Linked DNA regions of Mus musculus: region 2 is linked to region 1. The links are chromatin loops, found by intact Hi-C in ENCODE. Cell type or tissue: left cerebral cortex. All regions are shown on one strand. Each heading gives the region's core, and the rest is flanking DNA. Links, peaks and the distances in the headings are about the cores only.

Region 1 (8,330 bases), core at 154-8,153:
GTGAGGTAAGAACTGGCCTTTCCAAACCTCTCAGGAGAACAGGAGTAGAGATTTAAGTCCTCTAGAGGACATCCCAGAGGGGTCCTTTCTACCCTGTCCCCCAGCAGTGCCAGTGAGAAGTGGGCAGGGTCCCCACAGAGCTGCCCCCTGCTGGTCAGAGGCTGTCACTCCCACAGCATGCTGCCTTTGGTCAAGAAAGGCACCTAATTCTAGTGCCTCTGCCTCTTAGTGAGCAGTGAGCACAGGGGCCACGTGACTCTCTGGTGTGGGCAGTGAGCAGGGAGGGTCACGTGACTCCGGCAGTGCCTGATACAGCATGTCATTATTCTTGGCTTGCCTTTCGCAGAGCACACCTGCGTGCAGGTGCTCACTGCCCCTTCACTGTGGAGCTTGTGAACCCAAACTGCTGTGACTTGCTTTTGCTCCCTGACTCTTGCTCTAGCTGGCAGTTCAGCTTTACCCTAACAGTGTCATCCCTTAGCCTGGCACCTTGCAGGCTGTCTTCCCTGTCATACTGAAGACTGTGCAGGTCCCTCTGAACCCTGACCTGCCCTTTCTTAACACCAGAAGTGAATGCACCCACTGAAAGCTGATGAGAAGCAGACATGGCCAGCCTCCTTCTGCCACAGCCCCCTACCACCAGGCTCCCACACCTCCAGGGAGTCCCAAGCAGCCTGTGCCAGGATGGAACCCACTGAGGAAGCCTGTATTCCTCATCTACTGAGCTGAGTCTGAACACGCTGTCTTTCCCCTCCAGAAAGTCCAGCAGTACACCGTCATCGTCCAGGCCACTGACATGGAAGGAAACCTTAATTATGGTCTCTCGAACACAGCCACTGCCATCATCACGGTGACAGACGTAAATGACAACCCTCCGGAATTCACCACAAGCACAGTGAGTACCTCAGGTTCTCGCAGAGATGCCAGCCCTGAGCTGTAATTCACAGGCACTTCCTTCTCTCTCAGTGGGGAGAAGAGCTGAATGGATTGTGGGTAATGACTGTCGAAGCACAGGTGCCTCATAAGGAGAGGGACACCATGCCGGCTACTTCTAGTGGGAAGGAAGGGCCCAGACACACCTGTGGAGAAAGCCCTAGGAAATTAGGGGTGTGGTGTGCCCCAAGATTAAGTGATGGCTGATACATTGCTGGGGCCTTTGTTAAGTCTGGAGGAGCTGACCAATCAGGCTACCATATCATTTGAAGAGGCGTGTATGACTGTGCAGTGGGTACCTGACTGGGAGATGCCCAGCTGGGCCTTGGCTATGGGCATATGTGCCCTTGAAGCAAGGGTCCCTTTCTACCTTGGTCCTCAGTGGAGAGGGGCTAGCCCCTTGTGGTTCGCATCAGCAGGCAGGGAAACTGGTCAAGACTGGCTACAACACTGGACAAGAGGTCAAGAGTTCTTGCTGAACACACAGGTATTCACACAACTATGGTATAGGAAGACCACTGTGGGCCTCCAGTCATGGGCCAGAGGAACAGACCCTCCCACCCTACCCTGGGAGGGAACTCTAGAGACAAAACTATCAATCACATGACTGTCATTTCTCCTGGACCCCATGGGACAGCCACGCTGCAGGGAGGGTCCCTACCTGTGAGACCCTTAGGCGTTCTTGGTGCACATCAGACATGATAATCACTTCTGTGCCTCCCAACATTCTGTGGGGCCCTGGTCTCAGCCATCTCTGCCTCCAGGACTCCCAAGTCCATGGATTTGAACAGTTCTGTGAACACAGTCCAGCCCATCCCTGAAGAGATGGCAGACTACAGGCCAGGGTGTACCGAGGGAAAGGTCAGGAGGTCACTCCCAGCGGTGAAGTGAAAAGGGGCATGTGTCCATAATAGTAACAAGGACTTTGCCAAACACATAGGTAGACACTCTCCCATCAGGTCCCAATCAGTCTACCCTATGAGCTTCTGTTCTGGGGTCAGGACATGGGACTCTGGGCACACAGCCCACAGGGAGCAGCTGGGACTGAACCCTGAAAATGGATGCCACGTGGAGAGGAGAAGAGGGGAGAGAAAGTGTCTAGAAGGCTGAAGCCCTGCTCAAGAGCCTGTTCTCATCCTGTTCTCCTAGACCACAGCGCCATCTAGTGGCCAAATAGAAGATGACTGACAACCAAGGTGGCTCGGGCCCCCTGAAGACTGGAGTGAGTCCTGTCCCTTTCCACAAGCAACAGGTGCAGAAAAAGAGGGGTAGAAGATTTGGCCAGGCTACTCAGCCTGGAGAGGCACTGATGCTCCAGCCAGGGAGACCCTGAGAAAGCTGGAGGGTCTCTCTCTGGGTTCGGTCTGTTCAGACTCTAGGGAAGCAGTCACTGACCCTGACCTGCAAGTGACAGCCCTGCCACAGACATCCTCTGCCCTGGGCCTAGATGGACAGGCCTCTAGAGGGCTTGCTGAGCAGTGCTCAGCGTGGCAACCACCTTCTGTGACAGTGCAGGAACTCTCAGCTGTCAGGTTAGTGCCAGGCCCACACAGGGGCCACCCCAGTCTAGACCATGCCTTGCCACAGCTAACGCAGGAGTTCAGGAAACTCATGCAGGGTAGCCTTGTCAGGAGTTGATTCAGCACCACACTCAGACACAAACCCACTTGTCTTAACTAGACTTCTATTGCTGTGATAAAACACCAGGACACGTTCTGACCACATTCCGTCATAAAGGGCATAAACTCAAGGCAGGAACTGAAGCATGGAGCCCCAGTCAGGAGCCATGGAGGAACACTGCTTACTGGCTTGCCCCTCATGGTTTGCTCAGTTTGCTTTCTCATAGCGCTCAGGAACAATGGTAGCCCAAGGGATGGCACCGCCCAAAGTGGACTGGGCCCACCCACATCAGCCATTAATCAAGAAAATGGTCTCACCGACTTGCCTACGGGTAACATGATGTAAACATTTTCTCCACTAAGGTTCTTCTTAAATAACTCTAGTTTGTGTTAAATCAACAAATAATAACAACAATAACAATAATAATAATAATAATTAATAAATAAAATAAAAACAATCAGGACAGCACTCTTGAGCCAGGCATCTGCTAAGTTAGGGCTACGTGTGCTCCCAGGAATATACCCTTCTGCCTATGCCAGACTGCTGGAGTACAGATATCGGGGTACAGAAACCACACAACTCTCCCAATTTCAGGACCCCTGATCCTACCCTCAGGCCTTTGGACGGTGTAGTCACCATGAGAACCAGGCCACAGGGAAGCCAAAAGAGTGCAGCTTTGGGCTCCTTCCCAACAGAGGAGATAGCACACCTCAGCGACCTGAACGGTTTTGAGGAGAACGCCTCCGGAGAGGGTGTTCATCACAGACAGATGGTACAGGAAGGAGCCTCATAGGCCGGTGTGTGATGTTTAAGGACCCAGCCTGCCTTGCAGTCCTACCACAAGCTCCAGCCATGTCAACTTTCTCATTCCAACGAGCTCTAAGAAGGGCTGCTATGTTCAGAAAGGGCAGGAGACCTGCAGATACCCTTGGCTCAGAGATAGACAGAGAGCCAAGAATCCCTACTCTTGTGTCAAATGGGCCGACTATCTGTGAAACTGTCTGAGGTCGAATTTAGCAGGACCCAAACTGGTAGCTCTGACTCCAAGGTGAGAGGCTGCTGCACCTGCTAGGCTACTGCCCAAGCCCAACAGTACTGCCTGAGGATGAGTACAGTGGGAGAGCGCCTGCCACAGAGCCTGCCACGGAGCACCCTCCACGGTAGCCCCAGGGGAGTTTCCTTCACACTCAGGATAGACTGATTTTGCCCATGGATCTGAGCTCTGTCCGTCCTGAACCACCACATACAACCTAACTGAACTCCATCTTCCCTCATATGCATGAGCCACACCGCAAATGCCCAGGCAGGTCCCATGCCATCTGAGAGGCGCATGAGAGGAAGGAAGCTCTGGAGTGAACAGCGGCCTCTCAGCTGGGGCACAGAAGAAATCGCTATGAGCCAGCCAGCACAGGTTGCTGGGAACAGGCAGCTGGCAGGTCACACTGGAACTTAAATGTGGAGTCTAATGGCACAAAGCTCATTCCAGGAGTTGGTCCTGCCTCCATGCAACCCATGAAGGAAGGTAGAAACCCCTGGTTCCCTGGGATGTGGAGGGCAGGGAGGGACGAGCAGGTAGCAGTCTGAAGTCCTTTGAGTATAGAACACTTTTCCACATCAAGCGCACACCTCCCGTCTGATACAAGCTCTACAGACTTCATACTTGCCAGGGTACCATCCAGATTAGCGGCAGACAGGGACACCGTCTTTTCTTCACAGTGGGAGTGTGCAGGCAGGTTGGCCACACAACACACACGGGCTATTTTTGTGAAGCTTAATCAAGAACAATCAGGCAAAGCTAAAGAGATGCAGGGATTTGCCAGCTCCGAATCCTATTCCCAAGTGTTAATTAAAAGTTATTTTCTTCTTGCTCTTGTGCAGCTGCAGTGCCCCCTAGAGGCCAGAGCCCATAACTCACCCAGGGCCACCCTACCACCAGCACTTCCCCACCAGAGCAATGCAGGACCCACTGGGGTGGAAAACAACTTCAGACCATGTGTGTCCTGGGAGCCTCCAACCTACCCAATGCACAGATTCCGATGAGCACAGAGGAGCCCTGAGACCCAGCAATTGTGTGTGCTCTTCCTCTAAGCCTTGCCCCGCCCATACATAGCCACCCTCAGCTATTCTTGATCCCTTCTTGCTGTGTGGCCTTGGCTGATGTCCAGACCGCTGTGAGCCCAGAAAGCTTGTCCGTATTTTACATTTGTGTGTGATCGATGCCAAGATGGGGGCATAGCTGGTTCTAAGAAGCTTACACCTGAACAATAAGCACAGGCTTAACCTGCAGACACCAGGCAATTCTAGCCCAGACCTTTAGCAGTAAGAGGTGAGAGCTGTCATCAAAGCTTTCCACACTGTCCCTCCACTGGGAAAAAAGGGCAGAGTCATTCAGGCCCAGCCTATGCAATAAGACTATAGTGACGTTTGATATTTGTCTATACAAGATGATCTGTCCCCTCGTAGGAGTGAGTGACACCCAGTTAAGTGATTGAAATAGGGTTAGGTCATGGTGTTCCCATAGGTCACCTCCAAGCTGGACAAGGGACAGCACATAGCAGAACAGTAACTGAAGAGCACTTGAGCAGGCTGTGCACACACATGGTATTGGTTCTCTGTGGCTATGACAATGATGTCATTGGTACACAAGGAGGAAACCCCCGTTTTGGCTCATGTTTTCAGAGGGTCCCATCCATGGTCACGGTGAACCTGTGTGTGTTCAGGCTGCAAAGCATGGTGGGGAGTATGAAGAAGAAACTGCTCACTTAGTCACCGGAAGGGGTCAGGGTCTCCACAGCCCTCTCAGGGGCACAACCTACCCACTGACCTGACTCCCTCCCACTAACCCATACCTACCCTAGATTCTACTACGCCCCTAATACTGCACAGGCCAAAGACCAGGTCCTCAATACCTGGGACTTTGGAAAACTCTTATCCAAACCACAGGTAGCAATCACAGGCAGATGGCTCACTCACCAGGGTGGAAATTATTTCCCCGGAGGCAAAAGTCCACCGAACTTTAGAACCAAGGATCTGTACCTGTTACCTCCGAGATTTTGAGGTTCTTCTAGAAACATCTATCCCAATAACCAAGAGTATAGCATATGCTGTCCTCTGGAGTGACCTACCTGCCTGAGAAGGCTACTCAACTGTGGGGTTAGAACTGGGCTAACCTTCTATGAGTCTAGCCAGATGAGGCACTGTGGCACCTACCAGCCACTCATCCTAGCAGCAAGTACCATGGCCAACCTCTAAAAGCCCTGAATTCTCAGCTTTTCAACTAAGTGTGGAAACCCAGGAGGAGAGAGAGATTTTGATCCAGCACAAGTTCCTAGGACTTAAAATTTAGCATCTTAAAATTGGAATAGACTCTGTAACCTTAATTACACTCAGGCACACAGCCATAAGTCACTAATTGGGGGCTAGTTCTTCATGCTCTGAGGTGGTGGGCACAGGATTAAGCCCAGAGCTTGCATCCCTGACCACCCAGCATCACCTCCACTTCCTCAACCCTCCCTCAGGGTCCACCCTCAGACAATGGAGGCCTCCAGTGCCTCTGAAGGACCCCACAGACAGGCCAGAATACAGTGAACCAGACCCAGGCCCCACCCAGCAGAAGACCTGGTAAGAAGGCAGAGATGCAGGTAGCTTACAGGAAAAGGGTACCAAGGACCCACAGCAGCAAGTCACCCCTCAGCCTGGAACCAAGACTTCAAGGTCTGTGTCCAAAGAAGTACTTTACTCTCTTTTGGGTCCCTGGGCCCCCACCTGGCCAAGCAGAGTATGAAGGTGAAGGCACTGGGTTGGAAGAAGGAAGCAAACCAGGGTACCCTGTGTCATCCTGGCTACCCACTAACCAGGGAGCATCTCAGAGCCCACCATAATGCCAGTTCCCATGTGTTCTTACCTCATGGAGCCTGCGAGGCCTGCATGCCCACCTAGATGTCTGCAACTTGACAGCCTAAGACTCACAGATATATCAATACTTACATCTGTAACTATTGCTACACATATTTGTAACAAAGATGTTACAATAATGAAACAGTGTATCAGTGGTGGAAGGAACCAGCCTCCAAGCCAATTCAGAATCTAGAACCTAGGCTTCTGATTTCTGAACAGAGCCCGGCAGAATTTGTTTCACTGTCATGGCTAGAGAAGCCAGCTTTTGGAAAGCATGTGAGGGGGTCTGAACATTCCTAAAGATCCAGAAAAACCTCTCAGACTAAACAGACGCTGGAAATCTGGTCTATAAGAGAACACCTCTCCTAGGACATGGAAAGTCCTGGATTTAGAGATCTGGGTGTATTTATAAGGGAGTTCCCAGTGGAGTCTGACTGAGAAAAAAGCCACCTTGAATGTGGGCCGCATCATCGATGCTGGGCTGGAGACAGCAAGCTGCACTGGCAGCCATCTTACCCTCTGCTTCCTGACTGCGGATGCAGGGGGACCAGCAGCCTCCATGACTTACTGGCCACGATGGCCTGAACCTTCAAACTGGGATCCAAAATAACTCTTCCTTCCTTATGATGCTTTTGTTAGGGATTTAGCCATAGCAGTAGGGAAAATAACTAATACACCCTCAATGTGTGTGCCACTGGGGAATATGCACAAGGATGCCACATAGGCTGGGTTTGGACAAACCCCAGCATCATGCTGACACCTCTTGAGACAAGGTTACAGCTGAGATGCTGGGTTGGGCTAAGAGCCTCAACACATAAATTTGGGTGACATGGTTCTGTCTGCAAGCATCTGTGATCTCCCTCCAAAGACAGCTAGCTCCCCATATCATGGGGTGCAGGCCCTCAGACACTATGGCAACCCTATTGCTGACATGGAATGTCGGTGTCAGGAGAAGAGATTCTCACTATGGAGGTCACCAGCAATGATAGCCTCACCCAGCCACACAGAGGAACCCAGGAGCCCAGTAAGGAAGCCAGACACTGGACGTATGTGGTCACCACTCAGGTCTGCTGTTCTTTCTGCAACTGCCCTATGCCCCTCTGTGTTAAATGGCGGAAGGCTTGAAAGTAGGGTTTCATCTCCTAGCATTCTCTGGAAACCAGCTGTGCCCCACTTACTTCCCTCCTAGTGCTTCCTGGGGGCGGGGGGGGACCTTCTGCAGCCTCAGGCCTCTTAGCTCCAAAGTAGCTAGGCCAAACATGGCTCAAAAATCAAAGGAAGGCTCTGCTTTGCAGGAATGTTCCAGAACAGCACTGGGGGCACCATGGGGATATCTTTTAGGATACACACAATGGGTTCTCATCTGATCCTGAATTGACATGACAATTATTTATCTTGCTCTAAGGTGAATTTCAGGACAGCAGAGCAGGTAAGATCAGAGCACCTAAGCACAGAACCTAGAAGCCAACCCCAGTAACGGACCACAGTTGGCAGGGGGCACTTGGATTCCTAAGGCAGACACCCCCTCCCCCACTCCAAGTGAGCCCATGTGGCCTTTGTGGGTGCACACAGCAACTTCACTGTGCCTTAACATCAGAGAGGTTAACACCTCTTTGCATGGTCATTGGCCACAGTGGCTGACCCCAAGCCACCTGGGGCAGTAACTAGATGGTGGAAGGAGCCAGGGCACACTTCTCTCAGAAGCCTCTTGTAGCTGCTACCCCTAGACTCCTGTTCCTCCCACTCTCCATCACATATCCCTCCTAGCTACTTGCCATTGATCCTCCGTGCACATGAGAAAAGTGTGAGGGTAGGACAAGAGCTTGCTGCACGGATGAGATTGTCCTGCATAGATGTGTGCAGATGGGATCAGATGCTTG
Region 2 (8,330 bases), core at 183-8,182, 810 kb before region 1:
ACAAATGCACACATACTTAATGAAGGACCCATGGATGTAAATGAATACATGTACTAATTTTAAATAAAGAGGGCTGGCCAATAGTATTTTCAAAGTGTTGGCTACAATAACAATGTTCTTTTGTTGTTGTTGCTTTGTGTTTGTTTGTTTGTTTGTTTGTTTGTTTTTCTTTCTTTCTCCAGAGCCCTCTGAGATGACTTAGGTGTGGCCAGATTTGGAGTCTGCTGTCTAGGGAAGCCAAGATAGAGACCAAGGGACAGTCTATCTTGGCCCATCCTCTCTTTGCTGGGAAAGGGAACCTATGAGGGGGAAAGCCAAGAACATGTCCTGGGCCAGCAGTGTGGAGATCAGTTCCTCAGAATAAACTTACAGATCTCACTTGGTTCCCCACACCTTCCTTCCTTAGACTAGGAAGTCTAAGGACATTTATGAAGATACACACATAATTAATGGGGATAACTCATTAATTTGCAGGCCAGGTAATCAATACACAGGTTAATCTACTTAGGTGTCTGAAGAGCCACGGAGATCTCTGTTAGCTTTGCTATCAGAGTAGCTCCCCATCGATGGCTTCTCTGGCCTCGTGGCTCTTAAGTTAACAGCCTTGGTCACGGAGAAAGCGGATAGATTAATGCGTGTTTCCATCGACTCTTTTCATGGCCAAACGGTTTATCCACAGCTCATAGGCTAGGGGCTCCATCAGTGAGAAAAAATATCTATCCGCATTTCTGAATTTCTAATCAATCTCAGTGTGATGTGTCCATTTTTTTTCTGGGTCAATCTCATGTGTTTCTAACACAAGATACAAATAGACAATCTTGTGTTTTAAAAATAATTAACTGTATCAGCCAGAGAATAATAAGGCTATTTATTGATGTGGTGGTTGTTCGAGAAAGAAAGTAAATAAAGGCAGACAATTTTCTGGAGCTCCTGTGTGTGCCACACAAAAAGACTCTAAATACCCATGATTCGGTCAAACTAGAGCTCAGGTACTAAAGAAAGCCAAGCACTAGAGAGAGTTAAGCCAGGCAAGGTGGTAACGTGGCTCAGTGGCCAGCGCATGGCCCTTCTCACTCCAGGACACTCTCAGGCAGGTAGTGCCTCTGCATCTACACTCAATGTTAAACATGTTCACTTTTCAAAAAAGCCAAACACCTGGCAATTCCAGAAGAGGAGGGGTCTTAGATGTAAGCAAGAGTCCCCACAACTAGTTTAAGCAGATGTGGACTTGTTAGAGAATCACAGGTCTGGTCTAGTATTCCTGGAAAGACTACAGAGTTGAATGTGGAAGCCACAAGGCAGGGCACGGTCATCCAGGAATGTATCAATCACATTATCAGCCGGATCCCCAGCCTGTGACTCAGCACTCCACAGTCCTAGGACACCAGAACCTGAGTGTTGCCTCAGTCTCAAGGAATTAGTCATAACTCACCCCATTTCTGCTGGCCTCTCCTGCATGCTCGTCCCCTTTTCTGCCCTCAGGGTTTGGATGTTATCTCCAGCCCCAACCTGGATGCTCACACCAGGCTGCTGTGGCACTGGCTACATGAAGGGTTTTACCTGCCCAGGTGCTCTGCTTTGAAAGGGTTGCCATGGACTTGAATGGGTCAACAGCCAATGTCTGCCTCAGCAAGTAACTGGACATGCAGACATGTTTGGCTGTGTCCTTGGAACAAGATTACCCTGAGAACCACAGTTCCCAAGGGTCGGAGTTGCCTGTTCAGCAAATTGAGCAGGGTTCAGACTCCCTCATCTCGGTGCCTGGGGTCTGGAAAAGGAGGTACCCAGAGATAAGTCTTGGTGGGGTGACTTTGTTCTGCCTCATGTCCTGCATCCCCTCCCACCTCCCCTCATCTTTTGCCCCAGAAACATATCTGCCTCTTGCCCTCACACCTGAACTCTGTGCAGACAATTTCTTCTAGACTTATGTGACAGACTTAGAAATCTCTCCATCAGAGGAAAACAGCTCTGCATAGAGATGTTTTCATTTATTAGCTGTTTAGGAGAAAATGTGTGCAGACACGAGGAAGAGCTGGCCACAATTACCTGGAAATGAGGGAGACAGTGAAGTTGGAAGCTTCCAGAATCATCTTCTAACTCTATCTGGGCTAAGCTTTTGTTCTTCTTTGTATCCCTGCAAAGTATCCCAGTGTTTGGAAAATACTTGTGCTGGGTAAAAGTTTGATGGGAAATTACCCCATGGTTAAAGCCAACCAACCCTTCTGTTTTCTGTGCTTTGCATTGTTTGGCTGATTTTCTTAAATGCCATCAGCTCCTGGGGTGGGTAGAGGGTCAATCCCTTACGTTAGCAGACAATAAAAACACTATCCTGTTGGCTTCTGGGTCCTCAGTCTCCCCAGACATGAATGAACCCCCTTCATCAGAGATGAAGAGAGAATATTGCTCCTGGTTGCCATGGCTACACCCTCCCCATCCTCTGAGTTATGATGTTCTGCTTCTTCCTGACTTCTCTTGAATCCTGCTGTGGCACTTGAGATGTTTTTAGAGGTATAAGAATCTGTTGCTTCCTCCCACAGCACAGAGGGCATCCTGGATCCTAGAGTCCACTTTGAACCCACAGACTCAGCTATGTCTAAGCCTGGGTCTCAGTCACCCAGGTAAGTAGGTGGTGATCCTAGCAGTGTCCTATGCTTACCATCTGATGTGGGTGGGGTGACAGGTTTACACATCTTACCACAAATATTTCTCTTCTAATCCTCAACCTAGCATAGAAGGTATAGAAGGTAGGCTCTCCCAGCCTTTAGAAGCCCTCCATCTCTTCCCTATTCTGCCCTCCTGTTCTCCCCCATCCCCATTCAATTTTCTATAAGCAGCAAACCCATGGAGTAGCTGATATGTACCCTGCTTGGCTGGAGTCTCTTTATTGATTCAGTTATCAACTGGGCATGGGAAGTGATTTTTCTTGTGCCAGGTGCTAACAACAGGTGGGACTGTAGTAAGGAAAAAGTCACTGGCCCGTGCATTGTTATTTCTCCATCACTATGGGCAAATTCCTGACAGAAATTGTGAGTCTATGGGGGAAATTTCTGATTCAAACCATAATACTTGCCCAGGGTCCCCCAAAGGCTCATGGCAGTCTTATATTGCAAACTGCATTTGTTCCAACTTGAAGGGTCCCCACGGCTTTCACCATTCTAACACTGTTCAAACTGTCCAAAGTTCAAAGTCTCTTCTGAGACTCAAGGCAAACTCTGAGCTGTGATCCTAGCAAAATGAAAATGAAAATTACATACTTCCAATATATAATGGCACAGAATAAACATCCCACACCCAAGGGAAGAGTGTGGAGTGTAGAAAGAAAGGCTTGGTTCAAAGAAAGACCAGAGCCCAACAGGGAAACCATTAAATCCTGAAGCTTCATGTTCCTGATTCAGGGCAAGTGGTGTTACGATGTGCGCTCCAGTGGGCTCAGACAGCTCGACCCACTGACTTCCCCTCAGACAGCATGTTTGTCCTCCCGCTTGGGCCGGCTCTACTTGCTGACTACAGGTTCCCTTAGCCAGCATCCCACATTCCAATCATTTACAGAATGGGCCACTGTCTCCCTCACAACTTCAGCTTCCCCTCCCAGCTTCAAGCACAAGCTGGAACATTCCCTTCAGGGAGTCTGAGAGGTTACACATTGCCCGAACTCACATGGTTTCTTTAAGAATTGTGTTACACATCTCTGCAGAATTACAGCACCTTATGCTGCACATCTGAAAGGCTAGGTCTGTGTGGATACTTCAAGATTCGGCTTCTGTCCTGAGAAGTATTCAAGTCCCCTTGGACCAGGGCTCAGCAGATTTGAATGCACACATGGCTGAACCTTTGAGAATGTTTCTCTAGGCATCCCTCTTCCTGTAGCACACACCTGTAGCTCTCACTGTTTAAAGAGAGTTTCCAAATTGGTTTTTGGGTTTGTTTTTATTTTGTTTTGTTTTTTTACCTTGGAGCCTCCCATGGGTCAACTCTCAACCCAGACACATTTCCTATTGTCATAGCACAAAGCACACTTTCTCTTTAATGGCACCAGTCTGTTGATAATTACAGCCATCTTGTCTGCAACTTTAACCGTGTCTATACTTAGTTTTGGACAAGTTGCACATTTTCCAACTATTTCTACCTCTTACTCCCCACTTTCAACTAGAGTCCCCACAGCTGAACAAATTCTCTACTCTCTTCCCCATCAAATACATTAGTCCATTACTGTTGTATTCAATCAATTATGCTCAAAGTTTCAGGACATGGATAGAACACAGGTCGATTTTTCCCCCCAGAATGCTACAGTCTTCATTGGCTATATGCATACTTGGCTTCCAAACTCATACCAGAAGCAGCCACTAGGAGGCACTACAGTACTCCAGGGCTTTTCCAGCTTGTCTGTGTTAGTGCCACTGAATTCTAAGTCAGCTCCAAAGGCTCAAAAACCACTTGTTCAGGCTTACTCACAGAAATTGATCCATTTCTTTGCTACTAATTTCCTTCAGTAACTTTTCATCATGTGGCCAAATATGTGACAGAAGCAACTTGATGGGGGAGAGATGCAATCTGGCTCATGGCTTCAGAGTATTCAGTTCAATGTAGTAGAATGCATAGCAAGGGAGTTCTTCCAGGGAAAGGGGAGAGCCAGGCAGGAACTTTTCACAGGGTGGCAGACCAGGACGCAACAAGTACAACCAGTGCTGAGGGCAATGAGCACTAGTGTTCATCACTGTCTGTTTCCTGTCTCTGTATGCAAAGTGACCAGCTGCCTCAAGCTCCTATAGCTTCCCCACCTGTGATGGACTATACTCTGGATCTATGAGCTATAAACCCTTCTATACTCAGCTGTGATAAACTATGTACTCCAGAGACTGTGAGCTACAAACCCTTCTATACACAGCTGTGATAGACTGGAACTGTGAACACACATGTACATGTATGCACTCAAGGGTGCCTATGAAAACACACACATACATGTATGTAAAGGTGTCTATGAACACACACACATGCATTCTCATGAGCATACCTGTAACCATACATGCTCATGCATGCACTCAAGGATGCCTTACACATACAAGCACACAAAGGTGTTTAGGAACACACACACACATACATACACATCAACTCATGTGAGCCGACACTCATATACATGCATATGAGCTTACCTCATGTGAACTTACAAAACACAATAATGTTTTACTTTGAAGTAGTGATGGTCTCTCTAGGCAGATTTCCTAGATCTAGCCTGCCTGCTCCAGTCAGTAACATCCTGCTCCCCTGTGGTACAGAGCTGCACCTCACTCCTGCTGCCTGAAAGCCAACCTCGTATCCAGAACCTTTGCAGTGCAGTCATAATGCAGCGAGTGCTACTCTGTTTTATTTTATTTTGTTATATTTAGCTTCGAGGAATACTCCTACTTATTGTAGATGGCAAATCCATTTGCCTTCCCATTTACCATAATGATAAAAGTTTTATTACTGAATAAATTGATTTGTGTTTAAAAATCATGTTTTTTCAGGAACACATTACATAAATGACTGAACTGGTGGGATAGAGACATGGAGACTCGTTAGTGGATGATACGTAATTGAATTTAAGAAAACATAGGAGCTATATATTATCAGCAGCAGGTGTTCCACACTCCATTCTTTCTAAATTAAACAATTACTAGAAATCTCCCACAACTTGGATGCATATTGTAATGGACTCTACTTGTTCATCTCTGCAGAGCCTGGTTGGTCCCACTTTGTGACACAGAGTCAGGTCTACCCTAGACTTGAACAACTCAAAAAAGAGGGTCATTGATCCGTGAATATTCATGAACCCTGTAGGTCCTAAGTGGTCTAAAATAAGGACAGATACAAAGTTCAGGGCTCTGCCTGTTTGGACCCTGTATCTCATGGGTGAGATGTGCAGGGAGCAAGTTCAGAGCCTCTTCATGTGGTAGCAATAAGGTGCCACATAAGAGAGGGAAGAAGGTGAGTAGCTCCAGGGAGGACATATTACTCTGAAGGTCAGAGATGCTCTCCCTGGGGAGGGACAATGAGCAGAACCTGGAACAATGAGAATTCAAATAGATGGGCAGAAAGAAGCAAAGGGTAGAAGTGGGGGTTGGGATGAACCCCCACTGTGAGAAAACATGGGGAGAGGTACACAGTGTCAGAATGACCTGGGGAATGAGGGAAGAGGGGAATGTAATCAGCTGTGCAGACAAGGAGGGGCTGGAGTGGCCCAGACCAGAACCATAGACAGGCTGACCTGTCCCAAGCTTGGAAAACAAAGATGACATTTAAAAAGCTATTTGCAAAATGCCTCAGACATGAACGCCAATTCCCAAGCACAACTCCCTGTCCCGAATTGATTGCATCTGCCCAAGAGATATGGTCCATCCTGACCCTGGTGTCTGAGAGCACCCCTTTCAAAATATGTTCTTTGCAGGTGTCATCAAATCAGATGACATCCTGCCAGATCGGGACTTGAACACAATGTTCTCATAAAAAACCTAGTATCCTTACCAAAATACACAGGTTTAGGGGGGACTCATTTGAGTTTAGATCCCCAGAACACATCTAAGACATTGGGCATATGACAGAGCACACCTGTAACCCCAGCACCAGGCATGTGGGACAGGGAACATAGGAAAATCAGATCCTTAAAACTCATTGGTTGGCAGTCCAATCTTGCCAGATCAGTTTCTGTGAAAGGGAGTCCTGTCCTCAGAAAATAAAGGTAGAGAGTGATAGAGGAAAGGCCCAATGCCTGCCTCTGCCCTCCACATGCACACACCCACACTAACAAGTACACACACAGCACGTATACACACACACACTACAAAAATACACACACACACACACACATACAAATAACCAGTATATACACAGCACATGTACACACACACAAAAACACAGACTATAATACATACATGCATACATACATACACACAAACACTAACAAGTACATAGCACATGTACACACACCATAAATAATACATACACACATACATACATACATACATACACACACTAACAAGTACATAAACAGCATGTTAACACAAACACACACTGTAAATAATACATACATACATACATACATGAAATCACAGAGGCTTGGAAAGGATATCACATGCCAGATAGGTTTACTGAAGTGTTCTGGGCAGTGCAAGATATGAACAGCATCTCTGACCTCCTTCCTTCAGGTGGCCACAGCACTTGTTCTGTGTTGTGGCAAACTCAATGATCCGAGACATTCTTTCCCTTGAGAAGAGGTCAGACAGTAATGTTACTATAGGTGAGAATTAATGATTTATTTTTTAACACTGCTGTTTTTAACAAAACAAGGAAACACATGATCTTGATTATCGATGGGAATGTAGCTAGATCTGAAGCCATTGAAGTCTCAAGGTTCAATAATGTCAGGAAGAGAGGGAGGCTTGAGGGGATGGTGATGAGAACTCCCCATTTTCGCCCACTCCTGCTTCATGAGAGTGTTCACAGCATCGACTGTGTCTTCACACAAGTTTACAAAGACACCACTCTCCTGGTCAAAGCTCTTCACTACCTGCCTGTCTTACCCATGGCAGTTAAAGGTCACGGCAGCAAAGACACAAGTTTCTTAATGCGAGTGAGAGAGTCTGGCAGCGGAGGGTGAAGAAGCAGGAAGGATAAGAAGTTAATACACAAAGCAAGGATGGGAACTACTTTGAAAAATAATTTCATTGTTTCCAAATGTGTTTCCAAATGTGTTTCCCTGGGCTCCAGAGTAAAAGGTCTGTTACATTAACACAAAAGCAAACTGAGAGCAAATGAAAGAAACAATGTAACATCTCTTACTCACCATGTCTAATGGGCAAGGTCTAGATCCTAGACCAGGAGGTTGAAGACCAGGTTATGCTCTTGGTCTGCCCTGTAGGAGGCAATGGTCTTCTGAGATGTTCAAGTTCAAGGGGTAGGAAGCCTGGTCCAGCTCACTTGGCCTTGAAAAGCCCATCTTATCTGTCTGGGTGTCCTTTAAATGAGAGGCTTGCTATTCAAGCCCCAACTTTCAGCTAATCGAAATCCATGGCAACCAGTTCTTCAGTCAGGCCTAGGGCCTTGTGTAGTAAATAGAAGGGGGCTGGCTGTGTCCCTGGGGCAAGTGAGATGGGACATTGGTGGGAGCTTGAAAATAGGACATTCACACAAATCAGGAGAATTCCTCTGCCTGCCTTCTCTGCTATAGATGCTCGCCCTCTCCCTCACCCACCGGCTCTAGGAGCTCTAGCCTCCAATCTCTGCAGCTGAGACAACTCAGTGGCCCCAGGTTCTGTCTCTCTTTTTCAGGCTTCTTACCCATTGAACTTTAATAT

Evidence for each region. A loop is a pair of places that touch in the nucleus more often than their neighbours do. Peaks named below come from ENCODE experiments on the same cell type or tissue, not always from the same donor. Only the 100,000 strongest peaks of a DNase experiment are listed, where the experiment ranks them.
Region 2: it touches region 1 in a loop (3-fold over the local background); 6 of 42 quality-filtered maps call a loop at or near these places.

The regions. Positions count from the first base shown.
Region 1 is chr2:179,873,315-179,881,644 of GRCm38, forward strand. Cdh4 (cadherin 4) reads left to right here. Exons shown (of 16, transcript NM_009867.3): 8 at 758-895. Among named protein-coding and RNA genes, the nearest start is that of Gm36066, 74 kb to the left of the region's middle. In left cerebral cortex, for the core only: CTCF peaks have their summits at 169 (motif pointing left), 2,111 (motif pointing left) and 4,452 (motif pointing left); DNase peaks (open chromatin) are centred at 196, 2,083 and 4,440.
Region 2 is chr2:179,066,210-179,074,539 of GRCm38, forward strand. No RefSeq gene overlaps it. Among named protein-coding and RNA genes, the nearest start is that of Gm35948, 30 kb to the left of the region's middle. In left cerebral cortex, for the core only: a CTCF peak has its summit at 4,346 (motif pointing right); a DNase peak (open chromatin) is centred at 4,346.